Linked DNA regions of Homo sapiens: region 2 is linked to region 1. Evidence: read pairs that join two places in POLR2A ChIA-PET (ENCODE). Cell type or tissue: PC-3. All regions are shown on one strand. Links, peaks and the distances in the headings refer to the core of each region. The heading gives the core; the rest is flanking DNA.

Region 1 (12,499 bases), core at 1,975-9,974:
TGATCTCAGCTCGCTGCAACCTCCGTCTCCTGGGTTCAAGCAATTCTCCTACCTCAGCCTCCTGAGAAGCTGGGATTACAGGCGCCCGCCACCCCACGCCCAGCTAAAGCAATACCTAAAATCTTAAGCTATCTAGTGTGTTAGGGATTATTAGCTTAACATACTTTCAGGCAGAGTAAATACATACCTTTAATTTATCAGATAAATCTTTAATCTCATTAACTGCTCCATTATATTTGTTGGCTAATTCTCTTAATTCTTCCTGAGTCCTTTCATTCATTTCTTTCAGATGGGTACATTCATCTTCAGTATTACTCAGACTTCGCTGCGATTCAAGTTTACAGGCAATTTAATTAGAATAAGTGTATATTTGTTATTTAGAATTCCTTCTAAATGAAATTTATAAAAAGTATAATTCTATGGACTATTCTAAATCAACATCTGCCCTGGACTTTAAATAAAGCTGAGTCAAATAACATAAGAATTTCAATTCACACTAAAACAGAAAACATAACTAAGAATTAACAAAAACAACAAAAAAATAAAAGTGGAGGGAGAGCAGGGGCAGGAAAAGGATGCTGCCTTTATATAATTACATTTTTGAAAGGCCAATGGGTATGACTTTTAGCTGTGAAAATATTTTAAGCCTATCAATCCTTGAAAGCAAGTTTAATAATATCCAGCAATCAATTTAATAAAAAATTAAAAGACACTTAGTAACTTTCTTTATATATCAAATTAATCACACAACAGTGAATCAGGCACTATGGGATGAGGTAGCAATACAAACTATACCTGTAGTAAGGAAAGGTATGTTTACCATTTAGTTTCTGATGAGCATTTTAACTAATTCTAGTAATACATTATTTATGTGGTAATTTTGCAGTGGTTCAAAGAAAAGATCTATATTATGAATTAGAATTTTTTTCCCCAAAGCAATAAAAATTGCATTTTGATTGCTCCTCCAAGACCTAGAAAGGACCTTGGAGATGATTTCACCTTTGAACTTCCTAAATATATGACACAGCTAGTTTTCCTCTCTGCAGAGTGAATTAAAAAAGAACAAGTAGTGTAGACTCTTGGCCTTACACTGACCCCCCTCAAATAGAAGCAAAGCAAAACCAAGTGACAGGAAATCAATTCCCCAGCACATATCATGGTCTGCTGTATGGAGGGTGAATCCTAAGCAGAATGCAAACAATAAGATTCCCTGGTTACGCTTTTATTTCCTCAGCCATTGACTAGGGAGTAAGTACCAAAACTCACATGGAGAATTGCTGTCAATGAAAGCAGCGTAACTGTTCCTTCCCACCTGACAGACAGAAAGTATTTCCTAACTATATAATAATACCCAAGTTTAAAGTATCCTGGAATGCTTGAGATTTTTTTGAACACTCATAATACTATTTAGTATTTTTTTTTTGATTGAAATACCTCAACTTCTGAAAGTTTTCTAACCACTTCAATTTTCTCCTGAAGAACCCGCCTCAGGGACTCTTTGGCTGTTGTCTCATAGTTATGTTTATCCTCTTGTAATGCTATAAGTTCCTTTCGTAAACTATCTTCTGTTTGATTCTACAATAAAAGATATTTATAATTATAGACAAGTTATTTTTTAAAAGCATTTATTGTTTGAAAAAAATTAACACATTATGATATACTTTAAATTATATATTAAGGTACCTCCAAACATAAATGATTCTGGCCCTGTATTAACTAAAGATGTATTTACAAGTTGCATAAGTAAATTATGCCTTCACAAACTTACTAATTTCCACTTCCTATAGAAAAAAAAAGTTATAGGCAATTGAGAATTTCCCTAAAATATACAAAATTAGTTACTTTTATATTTGTCATATTTTCTGCAAGCCACCATATTCACATTTGTAGGCAAAAATAATCAATTACCTTCAAAGGCACCAAGCATTCTGAAACAATGGTTAAAACAAAAGGAATAAGAGTACCATGGGGGAAAAGCAGACTTCATGTCTGGGGCAGGAAAAGTACAAAATGAGCCTGAAACATCTTGTCTGAAATGACAGCATGAAGCTATCACTCTGAAGACATTTACACAGACCAAAGATGGGATAATTTGAGCATCAATAAGAAAAATAGGCTGGCCGTGGCACTTTGGGAGGCCGAGATGGGAGGATTGCGTGAGCCCAGGAGTTCAAGACCAGCCTGGGCAACATAGCAAGACCCTGTCTCTAAAACAAGAAAAACAACTGCACCAGATTTAAATACATCAAATATGTTTAAATCTAAGTGGAGTGAGAAAACACTTCATGGCCAGTCTTTGGTAGATGAAAAACCACCAATTCATTATTCTGAAATCTAATAAATAAGGGGAGAAAATCACTTATCTTGCTTTCCCCGTAGAAAACATACCTCAGGGTTATTTAAATTTTTTTATTCCAATACCTTTAGAGATACAAGTGGTTTTTGGTTACATGGATGAATTATGTAGTGGTGATGTCTGGGGTTTTAGTGCACTCATTACCTGAGTAGTGTATATTGTATTCAATAGGGAGTTTTTCATCCCTCACTCCCCTCTCACTTTCCCAACTTCTGAGTCTCCAATGTCCATTATAGCACTCTTTATGCCTTTACATACCTATAGCTTAGCTTCCACTTATAAATGAGAACATGTGGTATTTGGTTTTTGATGCCAAAGTTACAAAAAACAATGGCCATTGTTTTTCCTTTTTTCGTTTTTTTAGAGACAGGGTCTCTCTTTGTCACCAAGGCTGGAGCGCAGTTCTGCGATCATAACTCACTGTAATCACAAACTCCTGGGCTCAAGCGATCCTTCCACCTAAGCCTCCCGAGTAGCTAGGACTACAGGTTATGTACCACTATGCTAAGCAAATCTTTAATTTTTGGTAGATACTGGGTTTTGCCATGTTGCCCATACTGGTCTCAAACTGCCCCCGCTTTTTTTTTTTTTTTTTTTGAGACAGTCTCGCTCTGTCGCCCAGGCTGGAGTTCAGAGGTGCGATCTTGGCTCACTGCAACCTCCACCCCCACCGGGTTTAAGCAATTCTGTCTCAGCCTCTTGAGTAGCTTGGATTACAGGTACATGCCACCATGTCCAGCTAATTTTTGTACTTTTAGTAGAGACGGGGTTTCGCCATGTTGGCCACGCTGGTTTTGAACTCCTGACCTCAAGCAATCCGCCTGCCTTGGCCTCCCAAAGTGCTAGGATTACAGGCATGAGCCACTGTGTATGGAAGGAAACTTCTCTTTATAGAAGTAACCCAGCTAAATAAGTGAAGGAATAACAGAATTACATCATTATTTTTGTAACTTTTTTGTTGTTGTTGTTGTTGTTGAGACAGAGTTTCACTCTTGTTGCCCAGGCTACATTGCAATGGCACGATCTTGGCTCACTGCAACCTCTGCCTCCTGGGTTCAAGGGATTCTCCTGTCTCAGCCTTCTGAGTAGCTGGGATTACAGGCATGTGCCACCATGCCCGGCTAATTTTGTATTTTTAGTAGTGATGGGATTTCTCCATGTCGGTTGGACTGGTCTTGAACTCTCGAGCTCAGGTGATTCGCCCGCCTCATCCTCCCAAAGTGCTGGGATTATAGGTGTGAGCCACTGCGCCCAGCCTTATTTGTAACCGTAATGAAATAATGGATCTAGCCTGGGATCATCAATGATTGATAAAAATCTCAAAAAGAAAGACAACTAGACATTATGTTGTCCCTTGGTGGAAGAACACAATACCATCCATAAAGTGTTGTTGACAAAAAGAAAAACTGAACCTAAATCACATCAAATCTCTAGATGGAACTACTACTTTATGGAGTGGGAGGGGGAGCTAAAAAATGTTTAAATAACAATGCAGACTGAGGGAAATTCTAGAGGACAAATGACCCAGTTTTTTCAAGAAATATTAACTGCAATAGAAAAAAGACAGACTTGTACATGGGTATTCATTATGTAATTATTTTTATTTACATGGATGTCTGACGTTTCTCAGCACAAAAGATTTAAAAGAATTGTGGAAATGTATGAAGTTTTTAGCATATACTCAAAATGATAGTCAAAGAAATGATGTTACATAAAAAACTATGCATTTCATTTTACACATTTGAGGTTAATACCTACTTTGGAGCATGCCTGTAATTGGTTTCCCATAACTTCTAACCGTGATAAGAGTCTATCTTCATCTATTAAAGCCTATTGAAGAAAAATTAAATGTAAGTAAAACCCGAGTAATTATAAAGTCACATGTATATAAAAAAAGGTTGCTACTGACAACAAAAGATATAAAAGCGTAAAACTGACCAGCATCCACTGTAAAATGCTAAATCTTCAACAACTTGTTCATTAGTTAGGAAATAACTTTGTCTTTGTTTGCTACATTTTAGTTTATTTAACATGTATGGAATATTAAACTATGTTTAAATGTTTCTTAAATATAAAACAACTGGAATACCTGCCAACTGGTATCTGAAGCCTCTTGGGTGATGGCTAGTAGCCGCTGAAGCGTGGCTAACTTCTGTTCCAACATTTGTTCCCGATGTAAGGCCTCCTAGTATTACAAATCACAAAACAGATTCTAATAAGCTCATCATGATTCTTTTGAGGAGTGATCAATTTTCAGCATATTCTAAAATATTTTCATATTACATCCCACTTGATGTATTTTAAAGTAGTGAAACTTGATAGTACTTTGTAAAACATACAGCAGTCCCCGCTTATCTCTGGTTTCCCTTTCCACAGTTTCAGTTATAGTGCAGTACAAGATATTTTGAGAGAGACAGACAGAATGTTGACATTCACATAACTTTTATTCACATAACAGTATACTGTTGTAATTGTTCTATTTTATTATTATTGTTAATTTCTTACTATGCTTAATTTATAAGTCAAACTTTATCATAGGTATGTGTATATATAGGAAAAAACATAGTAGATATAGGGTTTGGTACTATCTGTGATTTCAGGCATCTACTGGGGGTCATGGAACATATTCCCTGCAGATAGGAAATGGCTACTCCATGTATATGGGCCACATCATTTTAGTCTCATTTGTTGGGCTGAAAGTACTGCTATTAGAGGTTCTCTAACTGCAACTTCTCCCATAATAGAAAACAAGTCACCTGTTTTTTGTTTTCTTTTTATTCATAATTTGGAAGAGCAAGTTTTTAAAAACATACAATAGAAAAAGCTAACAAATGTTTCAGGTTTGCATTTTATACACACACACACATACATACACACTGTGTGTATGTAGACATATATCTATGCATACACACATACACAGTCATGCACCACAAAACAACATTTCAGTCAACTATAGACTGCATATACACAGTAGTCCCCAAAAATTACAATGAAGCTGAAAAATTTCTATCGCTTAATGACATCATAGCCATCCTAACATTGTAACACAAGGGGGCATTACTCACGTGTTTGAGGAGATGTTGGTGTAAACAAACCTACTGTGCTGCCAGTTATATAAAAGTATAGCACATATAATTATATATAGTACATAATACATAATAGTATTATATGACTTTATCAGTTTATGCATGTACTATACTTTTTATTGTTAATTATAGAGTGCATTCCTTCTGCTTATTAAAAAGAAAAAAACATTAACTGTAAAATACCTTCAGAGAGGTCCTTTAGGAGGTATCCAGAAGAAGGCACTGTTATCACAGGAGATGACAGCTCCATGCATGTTACTGCCCCTGAAGACCTTTCAGTGGGATATGATGTGGAGGTGGAAAATAGTGATAATGATGATCTTGATACTGTGTAGGCCTAGGCTAATGTGTGTGCTTATGTCTTCATTTTTAACAAAAAAGTTTAAAAAGTAAAAGCAAGTTTAAAAAATTTTTAATAATAAAAAGCTTATAAATTAAGAATAGAAACAATATTTTTGAACAGTTGTACTACGTGTTTGTGTTTTAAGCTAAGTGTGAATACAAGAGTCAAAAAGGTTTTAAAACTTGTAAGTTTATAAAGTAAAAAAGTTACAGCAAGCTAAGGTTAGCTTATTATTGAAGAAAGAAGAACTTTTTTTTCTTTTTTTGAGACAAGAGTCTAGGTCTGTCACCCAGGCTGGAGTGCTGTTGCATGATGATGTCACTAAGTGATGGCTCACTGTAATCTCAAACTCCTGAGCTTATGATCCTCCTGCCTCAGCCCTCCAAATAGCTAGGAGGCAGACACACACCACCATGCCCAGTTAATTTTTTTTTTTTTCTTTTTCTGAGACGAAGTCTCTCTCTGTTGCCCAGGCTGGAGTGCAATGGCGCGATCTTGGCTCACTGCAACCTCCGCCTCTTGGGTTCAAGCAATTCTCTCACCTCTGCCTCCTGAGTAGCTGGGATGACATGCAGCACCACCACGCCTGGCTCATTTTTGTATTTTCAGTAGAGACGGCGTTTTACCATGTTGGACAGGCTGGTCTCGAACTCCTGACCTCAAGTGATCCGCCCGCCTTGGCCTCCCAAAGTGCTGGGATCACAGGTGTGAGTCCCCGCACCCAACCTCCAGCTAATATTTTTATTTAAAGTTTTTTTTTTTGTTTTTTTTTTTTTTAACAGATGGGGCGTTCTTATGTTGCTCAGGATGGTCTTGAACTCCTGGTCTCAAAGATCCTCCCACCTTAGCCATCCAAAGTGCTGGGATTTCAGGCATGAGCCACCATGCCTGCCCCAAAAACTTTTTAAATATATATTTAAAGCAGCCTAAGTGTACAGTGTTTATAAAGTCTACAGTAATGTCCAGTAATGTCACAGGCCTTCACATTCACTTACCACTCACTTAATGACTCACCCAGAGCAGCTTCCAGTCCTGCAAGCTTTATGCATGGTAAGTGCCTTGTACAGGTATATCATTTTCTATCTTTTTCTTTTCTTTTCTTTTCTTTTTTGAGACAGAGCCTTGCTCTGTCATCCAGGCTGGAGTGCAGTGGTGTGATCTCGGCTTACTGCAACCTCTGCCTCCTGGGTTCAAGCAATTCTGGTACCTCAGCCTCCCGAGTAGCTGGGACTACAGGCATGTGCCACCATGCCCAGCTAATTTTTGTATTTTTAGTAGAGACAGGGTTTTGCCAAGTTGATCAGGCTGGTCTCGAACTCCTAGCCTCAAGTGTTCCTCCTGCCTCGGTCACCCAAAGTGCTGGGATTACACTGCCTCCAGCCTTTTTCTATCTTTTATACTGTTATTTTTACTGTACCTTTTCTGTGTTTAGATATGTTTCTAAACACGAATACTATTGTGTTACAACTGCCTTCAGTATGCAGTACAATAACATGCTGTATGGGTTTGTAGCCTAGGAGCAATAGGCTACACTATATAGCCTAGGTGTGTAATAGGCTACGCCATCTAGGTTATGTAAGTACAATGTATAATGTTCACACAAAGACAAAATCACCTAATGAGATCATATGCCTGTTAAGCGATACATGATAGTATATACATGTATACATGTGTATATATACAACCACATACACATATATGTGAATATATGTGAAATATATACATCTCAGAACAAACTCATTCCAACTGAAGCCAAGATAATCTGGTCATCAGCAAAAATACTTTATAATGGCTTAATTGCACAAGTATGATATCCAAAATAGAAATAGCTTTTAATTTTTCCTTTTAAAAATGTTGTTTATATAAACGTATACATTTTTGTTTTATTTCTGAGACAGAGTCTCATTCTGCAGCCCAGGTTGGAGTACAGTGGCATGATCTTGGCTCACTGCAACCTCCACCTCCCGCGTTCAAGCAATTCTCATGCCTCAGCCTTCTGAGCAGCTGGGACTACAGGTGCACACCACCATGCCCAGCTAATTTTTGTATTTTTTGTGGAGATGAGCTTTCTCCATGTTTGCCAGGCTGGTCTTGAACTCCTGGTCTCAAGTGATCTGCCTGCCTCGGCCTCCCAAAGTGTTGGGATTACAGGCCAAGAGCCCCCGTGCCCGGCCAATATATACATTTAAAAAGAGAGATTGCTTCACTCGCACAGCCTATTGCATTTTCAGGTGTTCTGATTCTCTCTGACTATATAACACTTAGCAGTAATTAATATACCAAAATAGGTAAGAGTCCACTGAATATTGGTTCAATGTAATTAAGGGACTTATAATGGGAGAATTAAATAACTATTTGGCAGCTCCAAAGATATATATATCCAAAGATACATATATATTTACACATAATATATATATATAATGTGTTATATATGTTATGTGTATATATATACACATTATATATTATATATAATATATATTATATGTAAATATATATATATATATATATATATATATATATATATATATATATAATTTTTTTTTTTTTGAGACAGAATTTCACCCTTATTGTCCAGGCTGGAGTGCAGTGGCATGATCTCGGCTCACCGCAGCCTCCGCCTCCTGGGTCCAAGTCATTCTCCTGCCTCAGCCTCCCGAGTAGCTGGGATTACAGGCATGCGCCACCACGCCCAGCTGGTTTTGTATTTTTAGTAGAGACGGGGGTTTCTCCATGTCGGTCAGGCTGGTCTCGAACTCCTGACCACAGGTGATCCGCCCGCCTTAGCCTCCCAAAGTGCTGGGATTACAGGCATAGCCACCGTGCCCAGCCCAAAGATATATTTTACAGAGAAAGACATTGGTGTACAAAGTCTAAACTTTAGGTGGCTTGTTAACAGTTAATAGCTGTTAAGCGAGACTCCTTTACTCAGAATCAAGGTGAAATGCTCATAGCACTTAGTTGTGGTTTTGGCATACCTTCTTCACCTTGTTCTATTCCTGTCATTATCCAGAGGAACACTTATGACCCTAACGCCTCTGAGACACCTCAACAGAGAAGTATACACTTCAAACATAGTACTTGAGGTTTAAAGCATTAATTTATTGCTCTCCACATCCTTGATAAATAATGACTACGGAAAATTTTGTCTACTTAGAGGTACTACATTTTAATATAAGCTATAGGTTATAATAAAGCTATCGGTTAAAGAATCTAATAAAAAGCCATACACCTCAGAATCCATATTAAAACACAGCTTCACTTAAGAGACTATTTGCCAAGTTTAAGTTCCTAAAACATTCCTAACATTCAGGAAATCACTCAGATGCTGCAAAAAGTTTTACTGAAAAACAAAACCATCAACCAACCATATCTTTAGAATCTACTTCCACTAGATGGTGTAATTTCACCTTTTTAATTCAATTCCATTTAGAGTTTAACTCCATGAACTATATCCTAACAGAAATCTAATATGTCCAGGAATGGTCTTTTAGTTAGTTCTAAGGTATAAAATGCATCTATTCCAGTTTTTACTTAAAATGTTCACAATTTACATTAGAACTTTAGCAGTTCAATAAGAACATATACAGAAAAGACTGGTATAATTTTATCTCAAAGAGCTAGAAAAGGAACAGCAGAGGATTAGGACACTAGGGATATTCACAGAACAAGAAGGTTGGAAAGAGTGAGAGAGTGAGGGAGTGAGATTTGCTATCCACGATGACTAGTAACAGTAGTATACATGCCTGGGCAAATAATTTAACCTATATGAGCCCCACATTTCTCATATGAAAAATGAGGTTTAAACTACATTAATCTCAAAGTTTTCTTCCACCTCTAATAATAAGCAGCTTAATTAATGTGCCTTCCTATTGAATGGTAAACTACTAACATTTATGGCATACATTCTATGTGCCAGGAACTGTTCTAAGTGCTTTACATATATTAATTTTTTTATTCTTCACAATTCTGTGTAAGTTAAGTGCTATTACTATATCCATTTCACAGATGAGGAAAATGAGGCACAAAAGGGTTAAACAACTTTTCCAGTAGGTCAGAAATTAAAGCCAAGGATTAAATGAGGGAATTTTGGCTTAGAATACTCTTAAATACTCTATTAAAATCCAAATGTGTAATGTTTTTCTATGCATACATTATGCCTGGTGGAAGATAAGATCTGATTAATACATTGATAATTTTCTGTTCATTTTCATAGATGTGTACATTCTTAACTAAGATGAAACTGTTCTCACTGATTGATTCCTATAAAAGAATGTAGGGGTCCGGGTGTGGTGGCTCAGGCCTGTAATCCCAGCACTTTGGGAGGCCAAGGTGGGCAGATAACGAGGTCAGGAGATTGGAGACCATCCTGGCTAACACGGTGAAACCTCCTCTCTACTAAAAATACAAAAAATTAGCCAGGCGTGGTGGCACATGCCTGTAGTCCCAGCTACTCAGGAGGCTGAGGCAGGAGAATCGCTTGAACCCGGGAAGTGGAGGTTGCAGTGAGCCAAGATCACGCCACCGCACTCCAGCCTGGGCAACAGAGCAAGACTCCACCTCAAAAAAGAATATAGGGACCCAGGATCACAGGTTTGGTTCTATTATTTGAAACAAAAGACAACTGAAGGCCTACCCACATAAAATGACTCACTCAAGGTCACAAAAGTGGGTTGAGTAGCAGAACTAAGATAAAAACCTCAATCTTGCCTGGTGCGGTGGCTCACACCTGTAATCCCAGCACTTTGGGAGGCCAAGGTGGATGGATCACTTGAGGTCAGGAGTTTAAGGCCAGCCTGGCCAACATGGTGAAACCTAAAAATGTACTCTACTCTATTAAAAATACAAAAAATTAGCCAGGTGTGGTGGCACATGCTTTTAATTCCAGCTACTCGGGAGACTGGGGCAGGAGAACTGCTTGAACCCGGGAGGTGGAGGTTGCAATGAGCCTAGATTGCGCCAGTGCACTCCAGCGTGGGTGACAGAGCGAAAGTCCATTTCAAAAAAAAAAAAACAAAAACAAAAAATACCTCAGTCTCTAATCTCCTGATCCAGGAGTTTTCTTTAACCATGCTCCCTCACCAGAATAAGAAACATAATCTAGCCCAAACCCACAAAAACCAGAAAAAAAAAAAAAAACAACCCAAAACACTTGTTTGCTTTTTAAAGATTTATACGGTTCTTTAAATATGGCATTAACTTGAAGCAGTATCTGCTCTACACCAAGAAATTATTCTGTGAATCCAGCAGCACAGCACAGTAGTTACACAAAGCAGAAAATCTGAGGTCTGGCTGTCCAGGTTCAAATCCCAGCTCTACCATATACTTGATATGTGATACTGTATAAATTATTAAATCTTCCTGCCTCTCAGTTACTCTATCTGTAAAAATAGGAATAAAATATGCACCTTGTAAGACTGTTGTGAGAATTAAATAATATAGGTAAAGTGCTAGAATGAAGCTTGGCATATAATAAGTGCTATATAATTACTTGCTATTAATATTATTAAGCAATCAAAATCTCTCCCAGTTATTTTTTATTTAAAAGTCATCTATGGGCCGGGCGCCATGGCTCATGCCTGTAATCCCAACACTTTGGGAGGCTGAAGTGGGTGTATTGCCTGAGCTCAGGAGTTTGAGACCACCCTGGGCAACATGGTAAAACCCTGTCTCTACTAAAATACAAAAAATTAGCCAGCTGTGGGTGGTGGATGCCTGTAGTCCCAGCCACTCAGGAGGCTGAGGCAGGAGAATCGCTTGGGCCCAGGAGGCAGAGGTTGTAGTGAGCTGAGATTGTACCACTGCACTCCAGCTTGGGCTACAGAGTGAGACTCCATCTCAAAAATAAAACAGAATAAAATAAAATAAAACAAAACAAAAGTCATCTATGGATAAAGAATTGTTTTGGGGCTCGGCATGGCGGCTCACACCTATAATCCCAGCACTTTGGGAGGTTGAGGCAGGAAAAAGACTTGAGCCCAGGAGTTCGAGGCTGTAGTGAGTTCTGATCATGCCACTGCACTTCAGCCTGAGAGACAGAGCGAGACCCTGTCTCCAAAAAAATTTGAAAACAGATTTTTAAAAACTGTTTTGGAACCTCCTCATACTTGAACAAAAAAATTCCTCTTGTACAAAGGCTTTTCTCTAGATTTAATGTTGACTCTTTTATCTTTCTTCATAAGATCTACTTTTAATCCTTTGTTCTTTTTTGAAAAGACAGTATTTCTTTTCTATTTGCATCCAGCCATTTTTTTATCCTATATTTGTGAATTTGCAAAATAAAATATAAGTTGTTTAATTCTGCCCTTCTTTTCTTCAGACAGGGTCTTGCTCTGTTGCCTAGGATGGAGTGCAGTGGTGCCATCAAAGTTCACTGCAGCCTCGACCCCCTGGGCTCAAGTAATCCTCTCACCTCCACCTCCCAAGTAGCTGGGACTACAGATGCACGCCATCACACCTGGTTAATTAAAAAAATTTTTTTAAATTAAAGGGGTCTCACTTTATTGCCCAGGTTGGTCTCAAACTCTTGGCCTCAAAGAATCCTTCTGCCTAGGCCTCCCAAAGTCCTGGGATTACAGGCATTAGCCACCATGCCTGGCCCTAATTCTGCTTTTAAGAACTTTTAAAAGTTTAAAAGAAATTCTGCTTTTAAGAAGTCTCAAGATGTACTTTTACCTGTAGATACTGAGAAAGCTGGAATAGTTCCTGAGAGTACAT
Region 2 (12,499 bases), core at 3,758-11,757, 250 kb before region 1:
CTGAATATCAAGAACTGAGCATTTCTCTGATAAAATGCAAACCAAAGGTGGAGATATGGGACCAGCTTCCTGCTTGCTTTTGGGGAATTCTGCAGTTCACCTGATAGAACCCATTGGGCTTCCTATAGGTGCTCCCAGAGGGGTTCAAAGTGCCAGGAGCTGCCTCCCATCAGGGAGCACTTTGGCAGAGCACCTCTCACACCCCTTGGTGTCCACAGTGACCCAGCACCGACTGCATAGAAAGGGGCCTGGCTGGGGGCCAGGGGAGCAGAGGGGAGAAGGACCCTACCTGTTGGGTGGGTGTATATTTAACCGTGTGAGAGTAGTCATAATTATCGATGATATCCAAATCCTTCACTGCATCGCCAGGAAGAGGGCTGTTGAACTGCACGTTGAGCGGGGCTTTCCCAGCCCCCTTGGTGTAGACAGTGAAGTGGGTCGGTTTCCCATTTTCCACACCTGGAAAGATATACTGTGAAGTGAGGAGACAGACCAGCTGGAGTAGTTTCACTTTGAGAACCCGTCAGACAGGTTCAACAGCACCAGGTCTATTATGACAGCCAGCAACGGGCCTGGCCAGCCACTGCTGCATCAGAGCTGCACAGAAAACCTGCCAGCTTGGTGTTGGTGTTGGTGGAGATGAAGTTCCTCAAGGCCGTGGATGAAACACGCCCAGTGCCACCGGCTGGCAGAGGGGCCCAGGACAACCTAGACGTGCCATCTTACCTGCTTTGCTGAGCCCTGGGCCTTCTGCCTTCACTTTGCTGGCATCGTGGGAAGGGTCAACTTTGACTCTGAAAGGGCTGGCGGGGATTTCCTGTAGCAGAGACACAGTCTTAGTAGGAAAGCCCCTGAAGCAACAGCCAGAGCTCAGGGAGCCTTCAACAAAGGGTGAACCTTAGCATCACTCTGACTTAGCGAGTGGTGAGCAGACTTCTATTACCACAGGTAAACAGAAGGGTAAGATAAGCCAAAAGGGCCCAGCATTGGGAAAGGGCCTTCTATAACAGGTCACTCTCTAATGCCTGGATCCCTGATGTCACAAACAAACCCGAGGACTTTGAGCCTTTAATACTGAATGTTGAGTACTCAGGATGAAAAATGCCAACAAGAATAAAACCAAAAACGACAATAATACATGGGGCTGGGGGAAGGAAATGTCCTCCAGGGACAGCTGAGAGCTAAGGTCTGGGGAAATGCAAGAAGTGATCAGAGACAGAATGATTATAATTCTTCAAAAAGAATGTTGCAGACTATTGGAATAAAGGCAGAAGAGGTTAAATGGATGTCAAGACCACTACCTTTAGGCACAGAACATTCTACTAAGATTTCCATTTTTATGTAAGGTTAATTTTAATCCCTAGGATTTCAAAATTCTCTCTTTCAGGATCCTGCTCACCCTATCTTCACTATTGCATACCTGAAACTTCAAATCACCTCTCTCTATAAAAATTTAAGGGTGGAGACCACAGTCATTGCTTCAAAGGCATCAAAGTAGAACATATCTAGAAGCTAACTGCATTTCAACCAAAATATTGATGAAAATTTATTACAAACTAGTCTCTCTCCAGACCCCTGCTTTTAACCACTGAACACACTGCCTCACTTTTGTTAGAAAGTGGTAATAATTTAGCTCTGGGTAAATTTTTTTTCCTTCTTGGTTGTAAGGAGCCAGAGAGAAAACGATTGAGCAGTGTTCTCAAGACAACTTCCCTGTCAGTAAAACACCAAAAAGGAGGCCAAATGTGGTGGCTCATGCCTATAATCCCAACACTTTGGGAGGCCAGGTGGGCCTGAGGTCAGGAGCTCGAGAGCAGTCTGGGCAACCGTCTCTACTAAAAATGCAAAACAATTAGCTGAGTGGCCAGGCACGGTGGCTCACACCTAGAATCCCAGCACTTTGGGAGGCCAAGGCAGGCGTATCATCTGAGGTCAGAAGTTTGAGACCAGCCTGGCTAACATGGTGAAACCCCATTTCTATAAAAATACAAAAAAATTAGCCAGGCGTGGTGGCCTGTAATCCCAGCTACTTGGGAGGCTGAGGCAGGAGAATCACTTGAACCCGGGAGGCAGAGGTTGCAGTGAGCCAAGATCATGCCATTGCACTCCAGCTTGGGCAACAAGAGCAAAACTCCATCTCAAAAAAAAAATAAAAAAATAAAAACAAATTAAAAAAAAATTAGCTGGGTGGTGGTATGAGCCTGTAGTCCCCAGCTACTTGGGAGGCTGAGGTGGGAGGATCACTTGAACCTGGGAGGCAGAGGTTGCAGTGAGCCAAGATCACACCACTGCACTCTAGCTTGGGTGAAAGAGTGAGACTCCATCTCAAAAATAATAATACTAACAAAACACCAAAAAGTAGATGAGACATGCACACAAGTGGCCAAAGAGAATCCAGGCCTACTCCACCCATCTCCTCCCAGGCCCCACCACGTACCTGAGATGCAAAGAGAACTTTGATAGTGTATCGCCCAGCAGCAGGAGGCACATATTTGACTGTGAACGTATCATTGGCATTGTGAATAATGTCAAAATCCACGTCTTCCTCATCTTCACTTAACACCCGGGCATCACACTTAATGCCAACACTGACATCACCTGGAACAGACCAGCTTATTAGCACCAGCTTACAAGAAACAGCATGTCCTGTGCAATCTCTTCCAGCTCAGGTTAACACCCTCAAAAAGCAATTGGGAAGTTTCTAGTAAGAAACCTGAGAAAGAGTAAGGATTTGGGGAAAGGGATGATGGATTAGCAAAGATATCACTAAGGAATGACTCAGAGGCTCAGTAGATGATTACCTATTCAGATGGACTACTTCCTAGTTCAAAAGGCATTGAAACGTTATGAAAAGAACTGCCTTCCCCACGGAGCAATGATCACTGGGTTGAACAAAGCCCTTTCTCACCTTCCCCAGCCTCAGTACAGTCCACCGTGAAGTGTGTAGGTTCATTTGCCTTCAGACCACTTCTCTCCACACCTGGCCCAAACACTTTGACCTTCTGAGGATGGCTACCTTGCCCGATGTTGACCTAGAGAAGACATGGAGAAGGTCATCAAGTTCTCCTCCACTTGGACCCAGTAAAATACTATTAAAAAACATTGTTAGAAATAGTTCTTCTGAGCAGGCTGGAGCACTCTGCCCTTCGGGCCCCTCCATCATTCAAGGCCCACCAGGGATGGGTTCCTTCCATATGTCTGCCTTGGCTGTCAGGCATGGATCCCAGACCTGGTGTATGACCAGGCATTTCCATAAAACAGCCAGGATTCTGCCTCACAACCTACCCTGTAGGGGCTGTGCGGGATGTTCACGCCTCCCCAGACCACAGCAATGGTGTGCTTGATGGCCTTCACCGGGGTGTATGAGCATGCATATGTGCCGTCCATCCGGTTCTTCATCTGGATGTCAATGCGTTGGCCTTCCCCATCCTGCAAAAAAGCCAGAGCTAGGACCAGAGGTGGCCCTCACACTGTCTCTATCAGACAGGGTCACTGTGGCCTCCCAAGACAGCCAAGTCACCACTTGCTTATACAACAAAACTTCATGGACCAACTACAATGTGCCATATTTTCACAACACGGTGACAACCAGTGACAAAATATGACATGCATTTATTTATTTTTAGTTATTAAGAGCAAGTGACCCAAAAACAAAGCTTTGGCCACTCAATTCCTGCATTTAAGTCCTTTGGCCAAATTCAATTAGATTAAATAAACATACTTTTTAAATCCTTGTTTACAAATCTCCCCCCATGGCCTCAGCAGCTTCAGCCACACCAAAAGACATTATAGAATAACCTGAAACAAACAAGCCTCATTTCCACAGAATATAAATCAGAAAGCTGATTTTTTTAAAGCCCAGTACTCTACATGGTAGTCTCACTGAACCCTCACATAACCCTATAAGATAATCTTCTTATCATTTCCACGGTGCAGATGAGGAAACTGAAGATCAGATGGACTCAGCAACTTGCCATTACGTGGTCAGATCTTGTTACCTGACAATTACCTGCACAGGTGGCCCCCTGAAATTTACCTGAGCAAATATCTTTAAGGGAGCTTTTCCAGCATCCTTAGGATCCACAGTGAACTCGGCCAGGTTGTTGACAATGCATCCAGATTTCTCCAAACCTGGCCCGTATGCTCGAACCTGAAGCAAAGGCAGATAGTAAGTCTCTTTCTGTGTAATGCCCCAACTAAACCCTTATACAAAGACAGGTAACCAGGGGGTGGGGGAAGAACAAAATGACCTGTGTCTGGTTTTACAGTATCCACATAAGAGGTTGGTTATGGGAAGTAAAGTGCTAAAGTAGGTTGTAACTTAAAAACAAATGTCTCTCCCTCATAAGGGAGAAAACTCTCTAAACAAATCCAACCCACGGCCTGAAGCCCGCATGCGGCCCAGGATGGCTTTGAATGCAGCCCAACACAAATTTGTAAACTTTCTTAAAATGTTATAAAATTTTTTGCAATTTTTTTTTTGTTTTTGTTTTTGTTCATCGGCTATCATTAGTATTTTATGTGTGGCCCAAGACAATTCTTCTCCTTCCAGTGTGGCCCAGGGAAGGCAAAATATTGGAAACCCCTGTTCTAAAACCATGCCCAAACTAACCCATGCTCCCTGCCTTATTCTGAGTTGACCTAAAGAACTTCTAACAACTGGGGCAGAGACCTCTAGTCATGCCCAGTTTCAACGTTCCCACTTTGAGGGGACTCAGAATCTTTACCACGGACAACATTTGCCCTAGAGGGCAAAGGAATATCATTTGGCCAAAACGGGGTAGCTACCAGCCCAGACTGACATCAGCCTATGGACAGCTGCCCGTGTGGGCCAACAGTAGCACACGTGGCCTCTGGGGCCAACTCCCTGTCAGCCAGGCTGGCTCAGACTTGATGCTTATCAGCCTGCTAAGGGTTTGAGAGGACACTCTTGGAAACATTGCTCCAACTTAAGAGACACGGAACTAGGAAAAAAAAATCCTTTATCTATGGAGCACCTTGAAATAATAACTATAGAAAATGGCTGTAAGACTGACATATGATCCCCGGAGTTGCAAGAAAATAACAGCTTATGGAGCTCCCTGCATGGGCCAGGCATAAGCCAAAGGCGGTCTTTATGCATGCCACCTCCTGAATCATCCTAGAAGCTCTCTAGAAGCAGAGACTACTATCATTCCTGTCTTATAGAGGAAGACACCAAGAGTCAGATAGGTAAGTTACTTGCCCAACACTATAAAAGTGCTAAGTGCTACTACCAGGATTCAAATGTAGGCCTGGGCTGGGTGTGGAGGCTCACACCTGTAATCCCAGCACTTTGGGAGGGCCGAGGCGGGTGGATCACTTGAGGCCAGGAGTTCGAGACCAGCCTGGCCAACATGGTGAAACCCCATCTCTACTAAACAATACAAAGATTAGCCAGCTGTGGTGGCACATGCCTGTAGTTCCAGCTACTTGGGAGGCTAAGGCACGAGAATCACTTGAACCCAGGAGGCAGAGGTTCCAGTGAGCTGTGATCATGCCACCGTACCCCAGCCTGGGCGACAGAGCAAGAGTCTGTCTCAAAACAAACAAACAAACAAACAAACAAACAAACAAATGCAGGCCTGTTTCCTTCCTAAAATCCAAATGATTCCTCTCTGCCATCTCTCAACATGCTGCTTAAGGCAACTTCGGGCATGGGGGTGAGGAACCAGGGGCCAGGGACAAGAAGACAGAAGCACAGCAGCTGATTCACCAGATCAGGGTTGTAGCCTCCCGTGGCTGGGTGGATGAAGGCCATGTACGGGCTGTCCTTGATGTCTTCGTCGTCACACATGATGTGAACAGCATATTCGCCAGGCTCCTTGGGCCAGTATTTGACATCACACGATCCATCATTCTGGTCGTTGTACTCAATCTTTGCCTGAGAGGGGCCTTCAATGGCAAACCCTAGGGGGTGGAGGTGGAAGGGTCTCCCTGGTTATATGGTGGAAAGCACCTATTCTATGTTACGACAGCTCATTCCCGCTGCCTCCCTAAAAGCCAAGTGTTGGCCAGAAGATTGAAATCTGTTTGTATCCCTTTCTTCCAAAACCAAGCTCATTAAGTCTTCAGTAGAGATGGAAGGGGTGGAAAATATATATATATTTTTTTTTTTTCAAATGTAGGCCTGGGCTGGGTGTGGTGGCTCACACCTGTCATCCCAGCACTTTGGGAGGGCCGAGGCAGGTGGATCACTTGAGGCCAGGAGGATATATATATATATATATATATATAGTATTAAATACATTATATGTATTTTATCATCATCCAACAGGGGAAGTCCAACCAGCAAACCCTTCTGTTGGAGATGTGGCAACATGTGGCAAAAGCCTTGAACCAACACCCACTCTTAGCACCACCAAATCCACTTCTGGGTTTTTATCTGAAGGCAATTACCAAGGATACACAGTCAGCACTGTTTTTATAGCAAAACCCTGGAAATAACTGAAGAGCCTGACAATGGATAGAGCCATACAATGGAATTCCATGGAAGCTATGGAAAATGAAGGCATACCCTATATTTACGCATAAAGATATAAAGACTTGTCTAAGATATTTTCTGTACCAAATCAATATTTGCATGCATATATAGAGAAAAAAGTCTAGAAGGATACACTAAAAGACTTAATATTATCTCTAGACTAAGAATATACAAGACGATTCATATCATCTCTCTAGAAGGGAAAATTAAATGTGATTTCTTATTTTTCTCTTTTGCTTATTGCTATTACCTAAAACGGGTTGCTAAACGACAGTCTGAAGGCCACATCTGGCCCATTGCTTACTTTTGCAAATAAAGTTTTACTGGAACATGGCCACACACGTTTGTTTACGTATTCCTATAGCTGCTTTCAGGCTACAACGGCAGAGTCAAATAACTGTGACAGAGACCATAAGGCCCACAGGTGGAAAATATTTGCCATCTGGCCTTTTATAGAAAAAGCTGGCTGACTCCTGATATAAAATGATCATATATACATTAGACATGTATTTAAAATATACTTCAGCTGTGCTCCAAAGGAAATATTTATCTTCCAAATCCAAATTTCAGCAAAATTCATTCATTCATTCATCTAAACTATAAAGGTCAGTCAACACTATTTGCTAAGTGTTTACTACGTTCCAAGCATTGTTTTAGGCACAATACCCACATAAGGTTTCTGCCCTCAAGGTCTCCTGAATGAATCAATGCTGGTATCAGAGGCAACTGCAAATGTACAGCAGCACGCAGAGATGGCTTAGGGTGGCCAGGAGGCCAGGAAGCTAAAGGTATTGAGGCTAGGCAAGGCCCCAACATCCAGCCTGACACAGCCCGGAAGCCCTGTAATCCTCAGTCCTCCAGAAGATGCTGGTCAGCTGTGTCCACTTACCCAGAGACCCCACTTCAGAGCCAATGGATTCTACCACGAAGTCCGCTGACCGCCCGACAATCCCACCATGGAGCCCAGGGCCCCAAGCACGGACTTTCTGCATACCCGCTTCAGGGCCAACTTGAACTTCAAAGGGGCTACAGGGAAAGGAATAGAAGAAGCATCAAAGAAGAGTAAAGTAAGGTGTCACTATAGCCATAAGCTGCAGTTCCTTTGCACATTCTTTCCACTTGCCTGATCCTTTCATCTGGCATCCCAAACTGCAGCCAAGCCCTTCCTCCTGCAGGCCTCTCACCCATAGCTACTGTTATGTCAACAATATAATGTAATGTGACTGCTTCTGGGAGCTCAGGTGGCCACTGGGTTGGCACTCAAGCCACGCTGCTTTGCACCAGCCTCCTGGCCCTTTACCTTTGTGTGCAGGCCTCCCCAGACTATGACCCTGGAAAGTGAGAGAGTCCACACACTATATCCTGCTTATGCTATAACCAGAAAACTTGGTTGAATGGGCTTTATCTCATACATGAATGAATGTGCTGTAACCTTGGCATGGGAGGCTTAAAAAAAAAAGCGTGGTAGGTATTCGGAACCCAATAATGCCCAAATATTTCTCAAGGCTAACTGAATTTATTCGGAGTTTAAAGTTGCACCTCCAGGGGAGCTGGAAAACACAGAACGCAGAGGGGCAAGTGCAATGCCCACAAGGCAAAGCTGTAGACTGCGTCCCTTGGCCCCTGACAGCACTCACGTAGACGGTCTTAATGTAAACCACAGCAGATTCTGCCCCGTGGCATTCATGAACAAAGGAGTTCATTGAAAAAGAGAATCTCAGTTTATATGCGGGCATCTAGACACACAGCCCATTTGCTCTAACTGCTCCTTCTGCCTCCCCTGCCTCCCACCAGCCCCTAACCACCAGCATTTGATTTAAAGCAAGTCAGCTAAAACCACAGCAACTTTCTGCTGCTTTTGAGAACAGGCCAAATGTCTGTGCTGCTCCGAAAAAAAAAAAAAAAAAGTTTTCAACAAAGCAGATCTCTTTCCCTCCTGCAGCCCGGGAAGCAACTACCCATGAGTCCGCCCTGGGCCGAGCACCCTCCAGAGAAGACCCCTCTGCAGCAGGAGCCTCACCTCTTTGGAATGTGGTGTCCCCCCCATGTGATGGCAATGCTGTATCTCCCCGGGGTGCTGGGGTAATACTCGAATGCGTAGACCCCATCCAGAAAGTCTTTCTGCTTCACCAGCTCCTCCAGACCCTCTGTGGGAAGGAAGGAGATAATCTTTCCAACACAATCCTAGGCCCAAAATGAGAATCAAAAGGACAAGAACAGAGAGGCAGCCACACTGAACAAAACATAAACCATACATAAAAACCAAGTGGGCTGCCCCAGAGTATGGGACCTCTCCCCTCAAAGCCTGGGAGATTATTTCAAAGCTAAAAACACAGCCATCTCTGCTTCAAGGTATGAGGAAATGGAGGATTTCCCAGCTAATTGGCTTTAGAAATCTTGCTTGGCTACGAGGGGCCCTGAGGTCCTGAACTCCCTGGGCCTGCATAAAGATAAATCCAGTCACATTTCAGTATTTCCCAATAATCATAGCTACCCTTCCTAGTCCCCCACAAAAACTGGGGAAGAAGTAAACCTTTAGAAGTATTTGGTATGAGTTTTAGGTTCAGTGTTCCAGCGTATACTTTTCCATCTAAAGCTGGACAACAAAAGCAAGAAAGTCCTCAGACGCTATCTGCAAGAGGACAGGTTTTAGATGTGACGCTGCAAACTCCAAACCCAGCCATCAGGCAGGAACTTGTTTTGTGTTGAGCCCTGAGGTTTGGCCAGGAAAGCCGTTGAGTCAAGCAAGTATTCAAGGTCAGGAGAAAACACACACGTACGCACACATACGCAGAGGCATGCACGCGCGTGCACACACACACACACACACACACACACACCCTCCTTGGCTCCTGTTGGAATAATCTGGGAGGGAAGACAGTCCCCAAGCAGCTTGACTCCAGGTCTGGGCAGTCTAGAACCTCGGCTACCCTCAGGGCACAGCCTGACCCAAAGCCTGGTGCTGTGAAGTCAAATATTAACTTTCTGGAGCTCAGAATGCTCCTGCCCCAGCCTGTTGGGAACACAGAAGGTAAGAGCAATCCTGGTACAGGAAGCTCAAGATTCCACAGGCATGGGAGTAAAACCACCAAAGGCTGCTACACCCGAGACTAGAAGTGCTGAAATGCTTCTCTGTTCCAACGAAAAAAGTGAAGACACCCATCCCCACATCTGCTGTCTCCTTCCCCAAAAGAGGGAGAGAGAATGGGTTGCAGGGTTTAACCTGTACCTCCACAAATGGCATTTATCTACAAAGAAAACTTAATCTTAGGGAATTTTATTCTCCTTCTATAAGCACTGATCATAGTAATTAAGTACTTGACATAATTTCATACTCTATAAAATGTAACCTGTAGTGGGAAAATCACTGGCTTTGGAGACTGTGCTTGAATTCCAGCTCAGATGATTACAAACGCTGTATGACCTTAGGCAAGAGCCTTCCTCTCTGAGCCCAGATGTCTAAAATAAAAAATGAGCCACTTGTTCCAACAGCAGCATTTCCCCAACTCCTTTACATCACTGCTTTTTCTACTCCCAGAAGTCTTGATGTAATGTAAAGCTGTCAAGCCACCCACTGGCCGCATCCAGGGCAGACATTACTAATCAATCACTGCCGTCTTCCCCAAGGAGCCCAGATAGCCTCAAATCCTTGACATAGCCTTCTGGGATTATTGAGGACAACTGGCCGTGGGATGAAATCCATATGCCATGGCTGCAAAGTTAGCCAAAACCACACCTGAGATAGAGAAACAAAGGAACACTTACTAGGACCCTTCATGGTTACACCGAGCTCCCCACTTCCTGCAGCTTTGGTGTCAACCTTGAAATCTGTGGTCTCCCGGATACGGACGCCTTTGGGTTGTAGGCCTCGGCCACTGGCCCGGCAGGCATTTGGATTGCAGGCTGCAAGCACAGTTTTGACATCAATTCAATCTTTCATTCTTTAGTCAGAGTCGTGAAAGCCAAGGTAACCTGGAGCCACCCGCCAAGAAAATATTTGCTTTGCACAAATAGTATGCAGTAGTTGCCCAAGACCAGGGGTCCCACTCAGGGAGCACACCAGGCTAGCAAATACAGACACAATATAACTTTGTCCAGTGACACCACAGAAGGACTGGAGAAAAGTGACTTTGGCAAAGAAAACAGGAGAGCACAGCAAATCCATGCTGTGCTCCTGCTTCCAGCATTTAACCTTTCATTTGTGAAAGGGAGTTAAGGCCGAGTGCTGGACATTATTCAAACCTCACTGCCATACTCAAGGGCTCAGTAATTGGATAGACTGGACTTTTTCAAGTCTTCTTGGAAAATGCAGTACTTGAAAATGCCTGTCTGGGTTCCAAAACCTGGGTCAGCCATTTTTAAGTGTCTAAATGTTGTTGTCTTCCGCCTGAACAACCAGGCAAAAACAACCAACACAGCTTGGAAAGAGACCAGTTCAGCCCCACCTTGGCTGAGGCAGACCAATCTTTTCGTGCTGTCTGTTACAAGGCCTTCAGAATGTGGGTGGCTATAAAGGCAATAATTAGCAGTAAACACCATTGCTGATTTCATTTCCGGGTCTAGCTTGAAAACCTAGAGTTGTAAGTCTAAAAGTTAAGGGCGAAGATAGCTTCCAATATGCCTTACTTGAAATGTCCACAGAACTACTGTTCCATGGTATCTAGAGGTTGATAAAAGATACCTTTATGCCCTAGAATAAATCTTCTGCCCAGCACGGACAACCTTTTCAGTAAATAGAAACGGGAGACTAGTGGGGAAAATGTCATGTTATTAAGTGGCTTTTCCTTTCCAAATCTAACACTGAAAATTTGACAAATCTCTATACAGGAAGGTCACAGACTCCAGAAGACGGGACTCTACTCCACAGACGGAAGGTAATTCCTCCTCTGGTTCCTCCTTCCTGCAATGGCCTTAGCTGGCTATTTGGCAAACAACTGCTTCCCAAAGAGTCATACACATACCCTTGGAGTTAGAGATGATTTTAGATGGTTTATGGATGAACATAAGCTTACGGTGGCACTTTATGGCAAGTGACTTTGGTTTTCCATTGTGAAAGTGATATAAAGTTTCTTTTAACATAAAATAATTTACATCTGTAAACCCAGCACTTTGGGAGGCTGAGGCGGGGAGATTGCTTGAGTCCAGGGGTTTAAGACCAGTCTGGACAACAGAGTGAGACCCCACCTCTACAAAAAAAAGAAAAATTAGGTCAGGCATGGTGGCTTATGCCTGTAAACCCAGCATTTTGGGAGGCCGAGGCAGGTGGATCACTTGACATCAGGAGTTCGAGACCAGCCTGGCCAACATAGTGAAACCCTGTGTCTGCTAAAAGTACAAAAAAACTTAGCCAGGCGTGGTGGTGTGCACCTGTAGTCCCAGCTACTCAGGTGGCTGAGGCAAGAATCACTTGAACCAGGGAAGCAGAAGCTGCAGTGAGCCAAGATCACACCACCACACTCCAGCATGGGTGAGAGAGTGAGACTCTGTCTCAAAACAAAACAAAACAAAAAAAAAAAGAAAAAGAAAAAGAAAAAAAAAGGGTAAAAAATGTAACCAGGCATGGTGGCGCACATCTACAGTCTTAGCTACTCAAGAGGCTGAAGTGGGAGGATCATTTGAGCCTGGGAGGTCGAGGCTACAAGTGAGCCATGATGGTACCACTGCACTCCAGCCCAAAAGACAGAGTGAGACCCTGTATCCTTCCCACCGCGCCCCTGCAAATATATATATATTTTTTTTTTACATATGTAAAATCATTTAGGTGGGAGAGAGGATGTTAGTAAATTAAAAGAAAAAGGTTATTCATTAAATGCTAAATAGTATAGGATGTACAGGCCAGAAAAGAAAAAGGAAGTCCACGAGTGAGGAAAGGTTGGAAAACAATAGTAGAATTAGGAAAGCTATTCAAAATGCTCTCTTATGTAAAAAAGAGCTTTGCTTAGGAATATGTTAGAATTTTTTTTGCCTGTTTTTTCTTTGTCAAGGGGAGAAAAGTTG

Evidence for each region. Peaks named below come from ENCODE experiments on the same cell type or tissue, not always from the same donor. Only the 100,000 strongest peaks of a DNase experiment are listed, where the experiment ranks them.
Region 2: POLR2A ChIA-PET joins it to region 1 with 15 read pairs; 3 of 35 experiments call an interaction of 5 or more read pairs at or near these places.

The regions. Positions count from the first base shown.
Region 1 is chr3:57,849,775-57,862,273 of GRCh38, reverse strand. It overlaps SLMAP (sarcolemma associated protein), which reads right to left. Exons shown (of 25, transcript NM_001377540.1): 6 at 12,458-12,499; 7 at 4,446-4,541; 8 at 4,115-4,186; 9 at 1,435-1,575; 10 at 188-325. Among named protein-coding and RNA genes, the nearest start is that of SLMAP, 100 kb to the right of the region's middle. In PC-3, for the core only: CTCF peaks have their summits at 5,424 (motif pointing right) and 9,170 (motif pointing right); a DNase peak (open chromatin) is centred at 6,793.
Region 2 is chr3:58,100,109-58,112,607 of GRCh38, reverse strand. FLNB (filamin B) reads right to left here. Exons shown (of 46, transcript NM_001457.4): 9 at 10,268-10,405; 10 at 8,523-8,649; 11 at 7,392-7,528; 12 at 5,735-5,928; 13 at 4,037-4,150; 14 at 3,286-3,429; 15 at 2,909-3,032; 16 at 2,438-2,598; 17 at 727-817; 18 at 290-459. Among named protein-coding and RNA genes, the nearest start is that of FLNB-AS1, 64 kb to the left of the region's middle. RefSeq lists an enhancer at 557-826. In PC-3, for the core only: no CTCF peak of the experiment used is centred there; no DNase peak of the experiment used is centred there.